Linked DNA regions of Homo sapiens: region 1 is linked to region 2. A link is an interaction called in ENCODE POLR2A ChIA-PET data of the cell type or tissue named here. Cell type or tissue: Panc1. All regions are shown on one strand. Links, peaks and the distances in the headings refer to the core of each region. The heading gives the core; the rest is flanking DNA.

Region 1 (6,162 bases), core at 641-5,640, 470 kb after region 2:
GGCTTTCTGTGCTCAAGGCCTGCTCAGAGAAGGTTGGTCTGGACACCCCAACCAGCCAGTTCACCAAGCACTGGCATCTTCCCACAAGAGAAGAAAGGAGGGAAAGATGGAAAAGAAAGAGGGAGGAAAACAAAACAGCCCAAACAGCCCAAATCACTCCTCCCCCAACAGCTGCGTTCAACAAAGGGACATTAAATTAAATTCTTGAGGAAACAGGGCTCAGAGGGTAGGACCATGCCAAGTGAGCCCAGGAACACTTACCACTCTTCGGAACCCAATTAGCCTCCCTTTGGGACACTGGGCTCTTCATTAATCCCTTCTCTGGCTGAAAATGAGGTCCCTGTGCTTTGATCCCCTCTGCCTGCCTGCCAGGGCTCCTGGCTGGGAAATGTCACATCTGCCACTGCTCACACCATTGTCTGAGCTTACAGACCCATGGCTCTCCAGTAGCATAGGCCACGCTGCCAGAAGCCCCTCCAAACACTCACCCAGACTTGAGTGTGGTCCCCAGATACACCCAACATACTCTCTGGGCACCATCAGAGAAAACTCAGACCCAGTACCTGCCATGAAAGAACTTGAGATGGAAGAGGGAGAAAAACTTATACAAAAACCTTTGATATGGCCCATAAAATCTCATCAGAGCCTCTACTTTACTGAGCACTGGCCTAATCCCATTCCCACATGGTCCATAAACACTTTTGTGTCCCTTACCCCACTGGGCCTGTCGCCCTGCTGTCCTGCCCTGATGCAGCTGGAGGCTGGGGGGCTCCAGCCTTCTCCTGAGGATTCCTGTCTAAATGCTCAGCTGCTCTGGAATTCACAGGAGCCCAGGGCATGGGGCCCACCTGGTCTCCTGCTTCCTTCAGGTTGTTGCAGAGCCCCTGTCCTCCCTCGCCTTCTCTACCCCTTTGCTCCCCCTGCCTCGCCTGCAGCTGTCCATGAGCTCTGCTCAGCAAGTCCCAGCTGACCTGGATCTTTCCTTTTTTTCCAGCTAAACAGATATCTGCCTTGCTAATACTGACTGCCTTTCAAAGCATAATTATGATGTGTTGTGTTAAAATCACACTCCAGTAAGGAGCAGGAGACAGGGGAGAGGAATGGATGGGATGAAGAGGGCCAAGAGTCTCTTCCTGTCTCCCGGTGCAGGGATTAAGAGACTGAAGAGGGCATTCTGGGGAAACTGAGGCTCAGAATGGCCCAATAACCTGCCCAAAGCCAGACAGTCTGTAACTGGTGGAGCTAAGATCCTGCTGTTGACTTCATTTGCAGGTGGAGGAGGATGAGAAGGAAGTTTAGGGTGCATCTGCCAGGTCTGGGCAGAGCCTGCCCCAGTTGTGTTCAAGGTCCAGTGTTCAACACCCCCACCCTGGCCCCATGCGGGACTCCAGGGAAAGCCTGGAACCACGCCCCGGGAAAACACACAGGAACTCTGAGGGCTGGGCAGGGAGGGCTGCGGAGCTGCCCAGGACACCTTGCCTGACAAGGGCTCCTGCCATGCAGCTCATTTCAGCATAACACCTGCTTACGACGGCCTGCTCTGCCTGGGGAAGGATATCAGGCCCCGTGGAGGATGCACAGCGAAGCCAGCACGTCCCTGACCTCAAGAAGTTGCCAGCCTCCCGAGGGAGATGGCTGTCGCACGGACTCCCGCACCCACCAGAAGGCCTGCAGGGAGACCTCTGGGGCCGCTTTTCAGTCACGACCTCTATGCTCCACGCCCGTCCTCTGGGCGCCAACTGGTGATGCTGGAGCTGGGACTCTGCCCGCGGCTCCGCTCTGCCAGCCGGGTCTGTGTAGGCTCTGCAGCCCGGGCGCTAGAGCGGCACCTCCAGGCTGGTGCGGGAGGCAGGACTTGCTCTTCCTATTTGCTCCCTGTCCGCTTCCTGCGGGCTTCCTGTTCCTGGGAGCTCGTTGTCTCCCTCCCCAGCCAACAGCCGGCAGTGCCAAACCGGAGCCGCAGCGGAACGCAGCTTGCAGCTTCTCCAACTCTGGCAGAAGCAGTTGCGTCACCCTGTGGCCCAAGAGCCGGCTCAGACCCCTGCTCAGAGGTTGGGATCCCAGGCAAGTGGGCCCTTGTCTGCAGGGCCCCAGCGCCAGCGCGCAGAGACCTCTCCTCAAGTCGGCTCTGCAGGGTCCCTCCGCTGTGTTTCTAAATGTCCCCCTTCGCCCCTTCAGCCACAGAAATAGTAGTAGCTGCCTTCTGCAGTTGCCACTTCTGCTCACCCTGTCAGTCTCTGTCACCCTGATGACTGCAGAGAAGAGTCTGGAGACCAAGATGGACCTCCCAGGACTTACAAAGCAGAGACTTTCACTCCTGCTCTGCTGAAAATCCCCTTCATGCCCTGGCTTTCCTGGACTGTGTCCTCGTTTCAACCTCAGTTTTTTTTGTTGGTTTGTTTGTTTTTGTTTTGTTTTTGAGATGCAGTCTAGCTCTGTCGCCAGGCTGGAGTGCGGTGGCGACATCTCAGTTCACTGCAGGCTCCCCCTCCCGGGTTCAAGCGATTCTCCTGCCTCAGCCTCCTGAGTAGCTGGGACTACAGGCGCCCGCCACCGCGCCTGGCTAATTTTTGTATTTTTAGTGGAGAAGGGGTTTCACCAAGTTGGCCAGGATGGTCTCCATCTCCTGACCTCCTGCTCCGCCCACCTCAGCCTCCCAAAGTGCTGGAATTACAGGCGTGAGCCACCGCGCCCGGCCTCAACCTCAGTTCTTTATAGGAAACTCTCTGTGCCCTCCTTATTGGATGCTGACTGCTGCTGGATCTTTAGTGGGTAGCTAGCCTTTTGATCTCATCCTCAGGATCTTGATGGCCCCCTCTCTGATAGCAGTTGACCTTATTCGTAGAACTGCTCCTCCACATGGCCCATCCCTTAGGATTTGACTTCACTGCCATAGCAGTCCCCTCTGCCCTAACTTGGCCTGAACATGATGTCAGTCCCAGAGGTGGGCCTGTGGCCTAAGGCAGCTGACCACAGCCTTCCCTGGAACCTGTATACTCTGAGCTCTTTCTTTTCCACAGTCACCAACTAGGGTAATTTAAACTGGGTTGTCTGCAGCGGGGCCTCTGCCTCCCACGGCTCCCCGTCCCAGGTTATCCTGTGTGTAGTAGAAAATAATGGTGACCATTCACAGATTGAGAGCTGGCTGCATTGAGGCTGCCATCCGGTCATGCCTGAGGTCCACTCCACCCCTGTCTTTCCCAATTTCTGGAGCCCAAAGCCTCCCTTTGTGTGTAGGCAAGCGTGAGCTGGGTTTCTGTCACGCTCAACAGAGGGAGTCCTGACTGATGTGGCAACGCCCCCCACACCTAGGTCGTCTGGAAACAAGCTGAGTCAGGGCTGGTCTAGTCAGACTCCCTACCTGGTTCTGCAACCTCACCACACAGTCTCCGCCGTGCCACAGTTGCTGCATAGCTTCCTGCTTATGCAATGGCTTTGCCAAGGGCCTAGACACCCAGTCGGGCCTGGCTGAACCAGGGCCAAGTTGAAAAGGCAAAATCCAAGATGGAACTAAGCAACAAAAGAGTCAAGAATCCAGGCCCCTCCCACCCCAGAGCCGTGGGCTTGACGCTGAACCTGAGTCTTCCCCAACCCCCTTGTATGAGGACGTGTGTAGGCGGTAAGTGTTGTGCGACAATAGGATTATATTCATTCCACTTCCTTAATGAGCCAGGCTTCTTTTGGAAATATCAGGCTCCAAAGCTGAGACATATATAATGTTATATATAAATAGAATGAATATAAATAGGCTGGGCACATTGGCTCACGCCTGCAATCCCAGCACTTTGGGAGGCTGAGGCGAGTGGATCACCTGAGGTCAGGAGTTCGAGACCAGCCTGGCCAACATGGTGAAACCTCGTCTCTACTAAAAATACAAAAATTAGTCGGGCATGGTGGCAGGCACCTGTAATCCCAGCTACTCAGGAGGCTGAGTCAGGAGAATGGCTTGAACCCAGGAAGCAGAGGTTGCGGTGAGCCACGATAGTGCCATTGCACTCTAGCCTGGGTGACAAGAGTGAAACTCCATCTCAAAAAAAAAAATGAATATAAATATATATGAATATAAACATATGTAGAGAGAATGAATATAAATAGATATATACATATGCATATGTGCGTGTGTGTCTAGACATATAGATACCTATATACACCCCAGAATATCTTTCCTATTTCTGCAGGAATAGGGTCCCAGGGGCCTCAGAGGCTGTTTAGTCCAGCCCACTCCCCTTCCCTCCCTCCTCCCAGATAAGGAAATTGAGGCTTCCCACCAAATCATGTAGTTGGTGACTCGCCACGTTGGGAGCAGAATCCAGGCCTCCTCTCGAACACATCAGTGTCTGACTGAACTGAAACTGCACACAAGGCAGATGCCTGACAGCTACCACCCTCAGACGTCAGTCTAGCAGGGTTCCCTGCGAGGACCTTAAGGGAGGAGAGGGGCAGCTGGAGGCCCTGAAGTCAATAGGCGTGCAGGGCCGTCCTCTCCTCTGAGGTTTTTTGCGTGGGACTTCCGAAGAGAAGAAGCTTCTCCCAAGTATATTTTCAAAATTCTTCTCTACATCAGACACACGGAAAAAACACAGCCAAAAGGCATCGGTGTGCTGACCCCAGCCCAGGCCCAGCAGGCAGCATGACGCAGGAAAAGGGGCCTGGCCCCAGCTGGCTGGGCAACCTGGGGCAAGTCATTCAGCCTCTTTGGGCTTTTGCTTTCCTATGTGCCACGTAGCGGGAGAGGGCATTCCAGTTCCCTACCCAACCTACTGTCCAAAGCTTTTGTCTCCAACTCTCTCATGCCAAGGCACAGCCCTGACTCTGCCAGCCCCCTGATCAGGGCCTCCCCAGGCAACAATAGGACCATGCCCATCACCGGGTACAAACTTTGTGGAGTTGTTGTGGACAGGGAGTGCCAGGCCTGGGTTTCCCTGGAGAGACACCGACGTGCAGGTACCACACATTTTGACTCCTGTCTTCTAAGTCGTAACACTGCAGCTCCCAGGATTTGCCAATTCAGCCCGGCTGCCCCCACCACGCTACTGATTACAGAACGGTCTAGAGACCAAGATGAACCTCCTGGGACTTAGGAAGCAGGACTGTGAATTCCCTTCATGCCCTGACTCTCCTGTACCTGTGTCCCAATGTCAAGTCTGAGAACCACAGAAACCTAGGAAGTCAGGGCTTTAGAGGAAAGCTCGTGATTTTAGCCTCCTCTCTCCCAATCCATTTTACAGACGAGGAAACTGCCCCAGAGGGCGCAGGAGAGACAGGGCAGGACCAGGAACTAGCTCACAGGTTGTCTAGATCTAGTCCCCACCCACTTTATTCTAGGTGCGCCCTTGGGAAATTCACTTCATCCCTTAGAGTGGCAGTTTCCACCTCTGTCAAGGTGAAAATAATCCCTTCTTTGTGGGGCTGCTGGAAGGATGAAGGAGGTTAATAAATGTAAAAGGCTTGGAGTAGTGCCCACCAGAGAAATTTGTCATTGTGAGCTCTATTAGTCACTTGCTCTAACAAACACCTCAAACCTTCAAAGTCTTAACACAAAAGAAGTTGATCACTCCTATAACATCCAACGCCAGCATTCCTTATGGGTGGGCTATTCGTCACATGGGGACCAGGAACTCAGGTTCATCATTTCCTGTGGTTTCCCCATCCCCGAGGACCCAGAAGGCCTCTGTTTCCAGTCAACAGAAGGGGGAAGACAGAGTGGAGAAAGCCCATCCACTCCTAAGCCTCAGCCCAGGGGTATTGCACGTGACTTCCATTCATACTCCACTGGCGAGAGCCAGCTCTATGGTGGCCATACTTGACATGGAAGAGTGGGGAGATGTAGTGTCTGGTCGAGTGGCCACCTCCCAACAACAAGCCCACCATACGGAAGGGGAGCCCACATTTGTCTCTGCAACAACTAACAAATCCTCCTGACCTAGTGGCTTCACATGACACTTATTGGTTCACACTCTCTGAGTCAACAATGTGGGCTGGAACCAGCAGTGGTTTTTCTGCTAGTCTCATCTGGGGTCACTTATGCAGCTCCAGTTAGCGGACAGCCCGGCTGGGCCTGCATGGCCTAGGACGGCCTCATACACATGTTCATCCCTGAGCATGCTATCAGCCAGGGTGTCTCGGTTCTCCAGCAGCGCATTCACACGGCAGCAGAAGTCC
Region 2 (6,162 bases), core at 700-5,699:
TCCTTTTCTTTTTCTCCCCCCTTTATGGCTATCTATCTTCTACAGGAAGGACAGAAGCCCTTTTCTTCTCAGTGAATAAGATTGGGAATCTTGGCCGCGCGCAGTGGTTCACACCTGTAATCCCAGCACTTTGGGAGGCCGAGGTGGGCAGATCCCCTGAGGTCAGGAGTTCGAGACCAGCCTGGCCAACATGATGAAACCTCATCTCTACTAAAAATACCAAACCAGCAGGGCATGATGGCGCATGCCTGTAATCCCAGCTACTCAGTAGGCTGAGGCAGGAGAATCGCTTGAACCTGGGAGGCAGAGGCTGCAGTGAGCCGAGATTGTGCCACTGCACTCAAGCCTGGGCAATAAGAGTGAAGCTCCGTCTCAAAAAATAATAATAATAAATAAAAAGATTGGGAATCTTGAGAAACTAAAAGAAAAGGGCAAATACTTAAAGAAAAAAGAAAAGACTGGGAATCTGAGAGTCATTCTTAGGTATTTTTGTTATCCCACGTGTGCAAGTAATGATTCCTATTGAGGCTTGCTTTAAAATATCTTACTCTCTATTCCACCCTTGCCTTCAGTCTGTGCCTGCTGCTGCCCCCTACCTCTGACCTCTCTCCAGGCCACCCGGTAGATAGCTAACATATTCATGATAACTTACAATTGTCATACACATACACGGCATCACTGTGCTGTGTTCTACATGTGTTACTTTATTCCTCTAAAAGACCCCATAAGCTGGGTGCCTTTATTACCCGCATTTTATAGATGAAGAAACTGAGGCTCAGTGCAGTTAAATAATATTTGTAAGATCTCACAGCAAGCAAGGAGCAGAACTGGGATTTTATTTATTTAACTTATTTATTATTATTATTATTATTATTATTATTGAGACAGAGTCTTGCTCTGTCGCCCAGGCTGGAGTGCAGTAATGTGATCTCGGCTCACTGCAGCCTCCACCTCCTGGGTTCAAGCAATTCTCCTGCCTCAGCCTCCCAAGTAGCTGGGATTACAGGCACACACCACCACACCTGGCTAATTTTTGTATTTTTAGTAGAGACAGGGTTTCGCCATGTTGGCCAGGCTGGTCTCAAACTCCTGACCTCAGGTGATCTGCCCGCCTCAGCCTCCCAAAGTGCTGGGATTATAGGGGTGAGCCACCGCGCCTGGCCGGAACTGGGATTTTAGAAGAACCAAGTGGTCTGGTGCCAAACTCCAAACTCCCAGCTGCTATACAATACTGCGTTTCTCTGAAGCACCCATACGACCATGTCACTCCTGTGCTCAAGTCTCTTCAGTGCCTCCCTTCTGACTGTGGTCGTTCAAATTCCTACTTGGGCATTAAAGGCTCTTCAGTGGTTTGTCTCTCGCTCTCCTGCAGGTAAGTTTATGCGCTTTGCTGTGTCTCACGTCCCTCCTCTATTACTTGAGTGTGATAATACCCTCTCATGAGGCTGCCACGAGGATTAAAGGAGGTCACTCAGCACAAAGTGACACAATTGGTGTTAGTGATCATTTAGTTACCTTTGTACTGTTTCTCCCAACTTACTTAGAGGACTCCTCTGACCAGAATGTTGCTGCAAATAAACAGTGCTTGTTGCTAAACTGAATGCGAATGTAAATTTTCCCTTCCTAGAAATGTTCCCCACTCCCATATGCCAACATCTCCAAATCCGTCCAAACCCAACCATCCTCCAATCACTCTACTTCACTGCCCCCACCCCCCCACTAATTGAAACTCCTGAGACACTTACTCTTTTTTTTTTTTTTTTTGAGGCAGAGTCTCACTCTTTCACCTAAGCTGGAGTGCAATGGTGCGTTCTCGGCTCACTGCAACCTCCACCTCCCAGGTTCAAGTGATTCTCCTGCCTCAACCTCCCGAGTAGCTGGGACTAGAGGCTCACACCACCATGCCCAGCTAATTTTTGTATTTTTAGTAGAAATGAGGTTTCATCATGTTGGCCAGGCTGGTTTCGAACTCCTGACCTCAAGTGATCTGTCCACCTCGGTCTCCCAAAGTGCTGAGATTATAGGCGTGATCCACCACGCCTGGCCTCGGGGACGTTTATTCTCATCATTCTTTTTTTTCCACACCACTATTTATTTACTCGTTTGTTAAGCATTTATCAAGTGCTTACTCTAATAATAACAATGCCTGTACAGACAGTCCCTGAGTTAATGGTGACTGACTTAATGATATTTTCAGTTGATGATGGGTTTACAGGGATATAACCCCATCTTACACTTGCTTGGTTATTTTTTTTTTTTTTGTCTTTTTTTTTTCCTTTCTGTGGAGAACGGCGTCTTGCTGTATTGCCCAGGCAGGTCTCGAACTTCTGGGCTCAAGCTATCCTCCCACCTCCTCCTCCCTAATAGTTGGGATTACAGGCATGAGCCACCATGGCCGGTGGACGTAACCCCAACTTAAGTCGAGGAGCATCTGTATTTGACTTGATACTTTACGAAGGGCTCCATACCACAGCTCTGCATCTGTAAATCCTCACAAAAGGCTTGGAAGGGGTTCCCATTTTTAGGCTGCCCTAGTTTTACCAGCTGGTGGTAAACCCTGGTGTCAGCACCAGCATTCCTGGGGATCCAGAGGTGATGCTGACAGGACCCCCGTCTTCAGGGCATGTATTGCTGGGTCTGTCCCGCAGACCCTGGCTGACAGATGAAATGAGTACTCAGACAGAGGTATGCAGTGTAAGAGCAGCTAGGCGACTGCCTGGCTCTAGTGTCCAGAGAGCAGCCCGAGAGCTGGAGCTGCTTGCTTTTATTCAGTGCAGGCACAATGACGAAAACCTGGAGCCAACACAACCTGCAGGTAATTAACATTTATCATTCCCTTTTCAGGCAACATCATGCACGCGGATGATCAACAGTCAGTTCCTGGTCAACATAAGTAAACAAGCCTGTTTAAGATAAATTCCCCCACACTCCCTTGTACCTACTCCTTGCCCTCTGCCCCAGGGTTATAGAACAGCTGCTTTCTGCTATTCTCCCCCCAGGCTCTGCAGAACCTTCTGACCTTTCAGAAGGTTTGCATCCTTTCCCTATAGTTTTTCCACCGCTCTGACCAGTCCCCCACAATATATAGCCTTGTATGCAAAGCCAGGCCTGTCCATGCAGGGTGACCATCCAAGGTAGACAGTGGCAAAATCTGGTGGAGGCATCAGAGATAGTGCCATCAGTTTGCTGGAACAAGCATATCAAGGAGCCTGGCAGATCTACACTTCACCAGACGGTGCCTGTAGCCAACAGGGCAGGCCCTTGCTCCAGGGAAACACTCAGAAATCAAAACTCCTTGCTCTGCTGCCAGGGAACTCTCCAGGAGATCCTCAGTGTCATCAGAAGCTGAAAAAAACAGTGCTGAGAAACGTGGCCTGCCGTCTTTCCAGCTAAGGGAGATGGCCCATTCGACCCTGGGTTGTCCTCTGCAAACGCGCTGCTGCAGGTTGCATGGCACCATCTCCTGATTGCAATTTGCTTTCCTGAGGGAGTGAACTGACTGAAATTGGATGGTAATAAGTTGCTAGGTTATTTTCCACTTTTTAGTTTATGAGGCTTATTCATTTTGCTTTAACATTAACCACTGCCTTCCTTTTAAGGAGCTGGTGAGGCAGCGCATGGCAACAGGTTCAGGGTGAGGAGTGGCACCACCTCCTTTCAGTGAGGATTTGGGAAGGGTGAAAAGCACCCTAATCTTCTCAGCCGCATGTGAACAAACCACCTGTCAAGGTGGGTCCTTCCTATAGGGAGGTTGATGTCAGCCCTTCAGGGAGGTCTCAGTTTTCTTCCTCCACTTCCTAATCCCTTCATTATAATTCCTTCCACAACAGAATAAGTTTCTTGAGCAATGCAGCAATATCCAGCAATTTTAGATAGACATTTACCTTTTGACCTAGAAATCTCACTTCTACGAATCCATCCTAAAGACACACTTTCAGCTGGATGTGGTCGCTCATGCCTGCGATCCTAACACTCTGGGAGGCTAAAGTGGAAGAATCTCTTGGGCTCAGGAGCTCAAGACCAGCCTGGGCAACATAGGAAGACCCTATCTCTAAAAAAAATAAAAATAAAAACGGCACACAGTCAAAAATTCAAAAATTAATATACATAAGGCTATTTATTACAGAAACATTGGTAGTAGCAAAAGACTGGAAATAACTCAATGCCCATCAATAGGGAACGGAGTAAATAAACTAAGATACCTACACATAATGGAGTGCCATGCAGCTTTGAAAGGAAATGAGGCATATTTCTATGTTATATGTTGTGATCACCAGAATATAACCTAATGAGTAAAAAGCCAGGTGAAGAAAATTCTGATAATATGCTATCATTGGAGAGGGGAATATGAATATACCATACATCACATAGGAGGAGAGAGGAAATAAAGTGAGAGGATTGGGATAGAAGCTAGACTTTTCTAAATATATCTTGTTTTATAGATTTATGTTGGAAGTTTGTGGATATAGTACTTTAGAAAAGTATAAAACCAAATTAGACTTGACAAAATGAAACAAGTCAATCTGTTGAGTTGATGGTGTAACTACACAGTGAGAAACTATTGCAAATGACCTTAACACTCAGGAATTCCACTGTATATTCCTAATGGGAGATCCCCTAATGACCAAACTTAAACCCAGTCCAACCAAACCAAAAAACCTTGTAAAATATCTGAAACCATTTTTAGTAATGAAATGAGAAATGTGGTCGTGTTGGTGATATGGTTTGGCTGTGTCCCCACCCCGACATCATCTTGAATTGTAACTCCCACAATTCCCACATGTCATGAGAGGAACCCAGTGGGAGGTGATTGAATTATGGGTGTGGGTCTTTCCTGCGCTGTTCCCATGATAGTGAATGACAAGATCTGATGATTTTAAAAACGGTTTCCCCGCACAACCTCCCTCTCTTGCCTGCCACCATCTATGTAAGATGTGACTTGTTCCTCCTTGCCTTCCGCTGTGATCGTGAGGCCTCCCCAGCCATGTGGAACTGTAAGTCCATTAAACCTCTTTTTCTTCCCAGTCTCGGGTATGTCTTCATCAGCAGCATGAAAATAAACTCATACAGTAAATTGGTACCAATAAAGTGGGGTGCTGCTGAAAAGATACCCAAAAATGTGGAAGCGACTTTGGAACTGGGTTATCAGGCAGAGGCTGGAACAGTTTGGAGGGCTCAGAAGAAGACAGGAAAATGTGGGAAAGTTTGGAACTTCCTAGAGACTTGTTGAATGGCTTTGACAAAAATGCTGATAGTGATATGAACAATAAGGTCCAGGCTGAGGTGGTCTCAGATGGAGATGAGGAACTTGTTGGGAACTGGAACAAAGGTGACCCTTGTTATGTTTTAGCAAAGAGACTGGTGGCATTTTGCTCCTGCCTTAGAGATTTGCAGAACTTTGAACTTGAGAGAGATGATTTAGAGTATCTGGTGGAAGAAATGTCTAAGCAACAAAGTATTCAAGAGGTGACTTGGGCGTTCTTAAACACATTCAGTTTTATAAGGGAAGCAGAGCATAAAAGTTCAGAAACTTGCAGCCTGACAATGTAATAGAAAAGAAAATTCTATTTTCTGAGGAGAAATTCAAGCTGGCTGCAGAAATTTGCATAAGAAATGGGGACCCAAATATTAATCTCCAAGACAATGGGGAAAATGTCTCCAGGGCATTTCAGAGGTCTTCATGGCAGCCCCTCCCATCACGGGACCAGAGGCCTAGGAGGAAAAAAATGGTTTCTTGGGCCAGGCCCAGGGTCTCCGTGCTGTGTGCAGCCTAGGGACTTGGTGCCCTGCATCCCAGCTACTCCAGCCATGATTAAAAGGGCCCAAGGTACAGCTCGGGCCGTGGCTGCAGAGGGTGCAAGCCTCAAGCCTTGGAAGCTTCTATGTGGAATTCAACCTGTGGGTGCACAGAAGTCAAGAACTGAGGCTTGGGAACCTCTGCCTAGATTTCAGAGGATGTATGGAAACGCCTGGATATCCAGGAAGTTTGCTGCAGGGACAGGGCCCTCATGGAGAACCTCTGCTGGGACAGTGTGGAAAGGAAATGTGGAGTTGGAGTCCCCACACAGAGTCCCAACTGGGGCACCACCTAGTGGAGCTGTGAGAAGAGGGCCACTGTCCTCCAGACCCCAGAATGGTAGATCCACCGACAGCTTGCACATG

What was found. Peaks named below come from ENCODE experiments on the same cell type or tissue, not always from the same donor. Only the 100,000 strongest peaks of a DNase experiment are listed, where the experiment ranks them.
Region 1: POLR2A ChIA-PET joins it to region 2 with 9 read pairs; 2 of 35 experiments call an interaction of 5 or more read pairs at or near these places.

What each region holds. Positions count from the first base shown.
Region 1 is chr3:194,983,410-194,989,571 of GRCh38, forward strand. All of the region lies in intron 3 of LOC105374294 (a long non-coding RNA gene), which reads right to left. Among named protein-coding and RNA genes, the nearest start is that of XXYLT1-AS1, 110 kb to the right of the region's middle. RefSeq lists enhancers at 2,898-3,398, 4,691-5,191. In Panc1, for the core only: no CTCF peak of the experiment used is centred there; no DNase peak of the experiment used is centred there; H3K4me3 peaks cover 395 bases; H3K27ac peaks cover 1,248 bases.
Region 2 is chr3:194,514,227-194,520,388 of GRCh38, forward strand. No RefSeq gene overlaps it. Among named protein-coding and RNA genes, the nearest start is that of ATP13A3-DT, 30 kb to the left of the region's middle. In Panc1, for the core only: no CTCF peak of the experiment used is centred there; no DNase peak of the experiment used is centred there; H3K27ac peaks cover 519 bases.